Regions from separate parts of the Homo sapiens genome. Here region 2 is linked to region 1. The links are chromatin loops, found by intact Hi-C in ENCODE. Cell type or tissue: psoas muscle. All regions are shown on one strand.

The links. Peaks named below come from ENCODE experiments on the same cell type or tissue, not always from the same donor. Only the 100,000 strongest peaks of a DNase experiment are listed, where the experiment ranks them.
Region 2: it touches region 1 in a loop (2.1-fold over the local background); 8 of 110 quality-filtered maps call a loop at or near these places.

The regions. Positions count from the first base shown.
Region 1 is chr3:170,103,559-170,106,058 of GRCh38, forward strand. All of the region lies in intron 12 of PHC3 (polyhomeotic homolog 3), which reads right to left. It overlaps LOC105374209 (a long non-coding RNA gene), which reads left to right. Exons shown (of 3, transcript XR_924699.3): 1 at 1-117; 2 at 2,098-2,244. Among named protein-coding and RNA genes, the nearest start is that of GPR160, 67 kb to the left of the region's middle. In psoas muscle, no CTCF peak of the experiment used is centred here; no DNase peak of the experiment used is centred here.
Region 2 is chr3:170,173,737-170,176,236 of GRCh38, forward strand. The region is part of intron 2 of PHC3 (polyhomeotic homolog 3); the gene reads right to left. Among named protein-coding and RNA genes, the nearest start is that of PHC3, 6.7 kb to the right of the region's middle. In psoas muscle, no CTCF peak of the experiment used is centred here; no DNase peak of the experiment used is centred here.

The DNA of each region.
Region 1 (2,500 bases):
TTTTGAACATAGACCTTTATAAGACATGATGACAGCTTAAAAGAATCCTATGTCTTTTAATGGATCCTAAAGCCCTGGAACCAGGACTGGCAAACTTTTTCTACAAAGGACTAGATGGTAAATATTTTAAGTTTCATGGGCCATATAAGTTTCTGTCACAACTACCCACCTCTGCCACTGTAGTGTGAAAGCAGCCATTGAAAATACCCTGAGCCAGGCCCAGTGGCTCACACCTGTAATCCCAGCACTTTGGGAGGCCAAGGTGGGTGGATTACTTAAGCTCCAGAGTTCAAGACCAGTAAATGGCAAGACCAGTTCAAGGCCAACACGGTGAAAACCCGTCTCTACCCAAAATACAAAAACTAGCCAGGTGTGCTGGCACACACCTGTAGTCCCAGCTACTTAGAAGGCTAAGGTGGGTGGATGGCTTGAGCCCAGGAGGCCAAGGTTGTAGTGAGCTGTGATAGCGCCACTGCACTCCAGCACAGGTGACAGAGCCAGACCCTGACTCAAAACAATAAAAATAAAAAAATAAAAAATAAATAGAAAATATTGAATAAGCATGGTTGTGTTCTAGTAAAATTTTCAGTAACAATAACAGTAAAATTTGAATTTCACATAATTTTCATGTATCATGAAATATTATTTTGATTTTTTTCCCAACAAACTAAAAATTTCAAAATCATCCTTAGCTCATGAGCCCATACAAAAAAATGAACAATGGGAAAGACCTGGCCTGGGTGAGTTTGCCAACCTTTCCCTAGAAAGAAGAGTGAGAAGAAATGATCTAAGAAACAAATTTCTGAAAAGCTATGCAAAGCTAGGAAAAATATATGCAGTTTCATTTTTACATATATGAAACGCCTTGGTAACCTATTTTCAAAAATCTGTTTTGTAGAGATGGGGGTCTCACTATGTTGCCCAGGTGGGTCTCAAATTCCTGGGCTCAAGCAATCTTCCCACCTCAGCCTCCCAAAGTGCTGGGATTACAAGCATGTGCCACCACACCTACCCTTCAAAATTCCTTTGCTCCAAGAAAGTTACAAGAATAAATCCCAATTAACTTTGCTATTGCTAACTATTCTAGAACCAGTATGCTGACACCAAAACAAATTCTCCTCACCTACATTTTATAAAGATATCAAGAGGTGGAAATAAAAAGTACTATGATAATGAATATGCTATTTTTCCCATAAAAATATAAGTATCTTGATAGCCAATTCATTTTACCCTAAAACAATTCGAGATCCTGCTGTGTTCATAATGTGCTCATTTGTGGGCTCAGCAATGTAGGTTTCTGATTTCCATTTATATCAACTGATAAAACTTCTTTATCCGTTAAGAAAAGAATAGAAAAGAGGCTAGCTTTATACTTGATATTTTGTCCCTAAATATTTAGCTTTCCAAGACAGCTAGGCAGACATGTAAATGGCAATGGTTCTTCCCTGACCTAATCTACCCTCTCTCATCCACATTTCCCTGTTAGGGCCCCTACCCTGCTAAAGAGGTTCATCGAAAGGATACTAATGTGACAGCTCAGCAATCATCTCTGAGAGAAGACTGATGGCAGCATTAAGTGTTCTCAAATATTTTTAAATAGTCAAGAAGTTTAAAATATTCTGAAAGGGAGTCCTTTCCCCAAATTTTTAGAGTTTTTAAATCACTTAGAATCAGATAACCATTGTTCTTTCTTGTGGTATATGCAAACTAGAAAACTCAAGTTAAAACATGAGTTACATAATTTGATTATTGATTTATCAGTAACATCAAAGCATATTTGAAAAACAGATTGACAACCAAAACAATGAGCCCAATTTTGGAGGAAAACACTTCTATTATTTAACTTAAGTTTTACTAAGTATATTTTGGAAATAACCTATACGAAATAAAATATTCAAGTAAGAAATTCCCTAGATGTATGCAATTATATTAATTTTTTTCATGAGGTTAAGGTTATTTATTTTTTATGGATGCATAATAGATGTACATAGTTTTAGGGTATGTGTGATAATTTAATACATTCATATAATCTGTAACGATCAAATCAGTGTACTTGGGATATCCACATCTTAAACATTTGTCTTTTCTTCATGCTAGAACCATTCCAATTCTCTTCTACCTATTTTGAAATACAGTACAAGCTATAGTCATCCTACTGAAGATCTTAAATCCTTTGAAAGAATAATTACCTTTTTGAACAGAGAACCAATTTCAAAATAGTGTGCACACACTTCAACTTTAGTGGTAAGTATCTGTATTACTAGGATTTATTACTGGAATTAGGGTGGGGTTCTTTAACATAAACCAAACTTGGGAATTATACGATTAATGAAGAGACTAAACATTTATTTTGTTATTAATACTATTTATCAGCCAGGCGTGGTGGCTCACACACGTAATCCCAGCACTTTGGGAGGCCAAGGCGGGCAGATCACCTGAGGTCAGGAGTTTGAGACCAGCCTGGCGAACATGGTGAAACCCCATCTCTACTAAAAATACA
Region 2 (2,500 bases), 70 kb after region 1:
AGATACCATTTTTATATTAAAATATTTGAAAGAATCCACAGGAAAACTTTCAAAGACCACTGATGGGTAGCTAGATTAGAGGTGATTTTTAGCTTCTACTTCATACTCTTCTATAGATGTCTGAAAATCTTACAATGAGCAGGTATTATTAATAATCATATAAAATTACAAAGCAGCTGGGCAGGTTGGCTCATGCCTGTGATCCCACCACTTTGGGAGGCCAAGGCAGGCAGGTCACCTGAGGTCAGGAGTTCAAGACTAGCCTGGCCAACATAGTGAAACCCTGTCTCTACTAAAAATACAAAACTTGGCCAGGCATGGTGGCATGCACCTGTAATCCCAGATACTCAGGAGGCTCAGGTGGGAGAACTGCTTGAACCCAGGAGGTGGAGGCTGCAGTGACCAGAGATCATGCCACTGCACTCCAGCCTAGACGACAGAGCAAGACCCCATCTCAAAAAAATAATAATAATAAAATAAAAATAAAAAATAAAATTATAAAGCTATTTCTTCTTTAGAAAATTACTCAATAATTTAAAAAATTTTTAAATGTCAAATACCTTGTTTTGCTTCAACATTGAATAAAACTATTCTTACTTAATTCCTTAAAAAGTGTTAATTACTGTGAATATTTGTTAGTAAAATGTAAAATCTGAGCCTGAAACTTCATAAATAAATATAGAAAAGTCAAGTACTCTACTAAAATCAGAGAAAATTCTTACATTTCTCCAAAAGGTTAAGTCAGAATAAGTCAATCCTATACAACCAAATCCGAAAGTCACATTGTGCTCACTGTGACTCTGAAACAGCACAGAACCCTAATCGCAGCATCAAACCAGAGTTTTCAAAGAGCTAAGGGAGTAATAGTGCCATAATCCTATAGCTTGAGGGTCTCTCAGGACATCTTGAGCCATAATGCCATGAATCCTTTTATCTAAACTTCAAGACAGCATATTTCTGTGTGTTATTGTTTATTTTCATGTGTTAATATCTCACCTCTCCAACTATAGACTACTATGCCTGATACAAATTTCTGTCACAAAATCAATGGGAGCTTTTGACCTCTACCTGCAGGGGACTATAGGCCAGCATTAAGTGATTCAGAATTATAACAATATACCTTTTTTAGTCAGATCAATCTCTATTTGTTCTTCTAATTCCATAACAAAATTCTAAAAGCACTGGACTGTATACGGAAAAAAATTCTAAAATCAAACTGAAATAACAATCTATTTGACACATACTTTTGTCAGAGTATACTCATTTTTTCTGTTGTCAGCACAGTCTTTCACTACTATTCAATTACTCACAGCAATGAGTAAATACAAGTTATAGATACAGCAAATTGTTCTTATTTATTATAAATTCTTATTCACCCAAGGAGGGTGAAGAGAATTCCCAGGACAGAAAAAGCAAGCTGGAAGATTAAAGAATTACTTAGGTAGTTCAATAAATATTGATTTGATTTCATTTTGGGAGAAGCAATTCTATGGTCTCATAAGAAACAGAGTCAGTGCTATTTATGAGATATATCTACATCTACATATCTTTCTATTAATTTTTTATTAATCTATGCAGCTTAATTGAAAACTAGAGGACAAAATGGTATATTAAGCGATCACATTATCAGTCAGGCGTGGTGGCTCATCCCAGCACTTTGGGAGGCTAAGGCAGGAGGAGAGCTTAAAGCCAGAAGGTCAAGACTAGCCTGGGCGACATAGTGAGATCCTGTCTCTACAAAATAAAAAAATTAGCCAAGCATAGTCACATGTGCCTGTAGTCTCAACTACTCAGGAGGCTGAAGCAGGAGGAGCACTTGAGCCCAGGGGGTCGTGAGTTGTGATCATGCCACTGGACTCCAGCCTAGGCAACACAGAGGGAGAGAAGAAAAAAAAAAAAAGGGGGGGGCCAGGCGCAGTGGCTCACGCCTATAATCCCAGCACTTTGGGAGGCCGAGGCGGGCGGATTACCAGCTCAAGAGATTGAGACCATCCTGGCTAACATGGTGAAGCCCCATCTCTACTAAAAATACAAAAAATTAGCTGGGTGTGGTGGCACGTGCCTGTAGTCCCAGCTACTCAGGAGGCTGAGGCAGGAGAATCGCTTGGACCAGGGAGGCAGAGGTTGCAGTGAGCCAAGATCGCGCCACTGCACTCCAGCGTGGGCTACAGGGCAAGACTCAGTCTCAAAAAAAAAAAAAACAAAACCCGGCCGGGCACGGTAGCTCATGCCTGTGATCCTAGCACTTTGGGAGGCCAAGGCAGGTGGATCACAAGGTCAGGAGTTTGAGACCGGCCTGACCAATATGGTGAAACCCCATCTTTACTAAAAATACAAAAATTAGCTGGATCTGCTGGCACATGCCTGTAGTCCCAGCTGTTCTGGAGGCTGAAGCAGGAGAATCGCTTGAACCTGGGAGGCAGAGGTTGCAGTGAGCCTAGATCACGCCACCGCACTCCAGCCTGGGCGATAGAGCGAGACTCGGTCTCAAAAAAAAAAA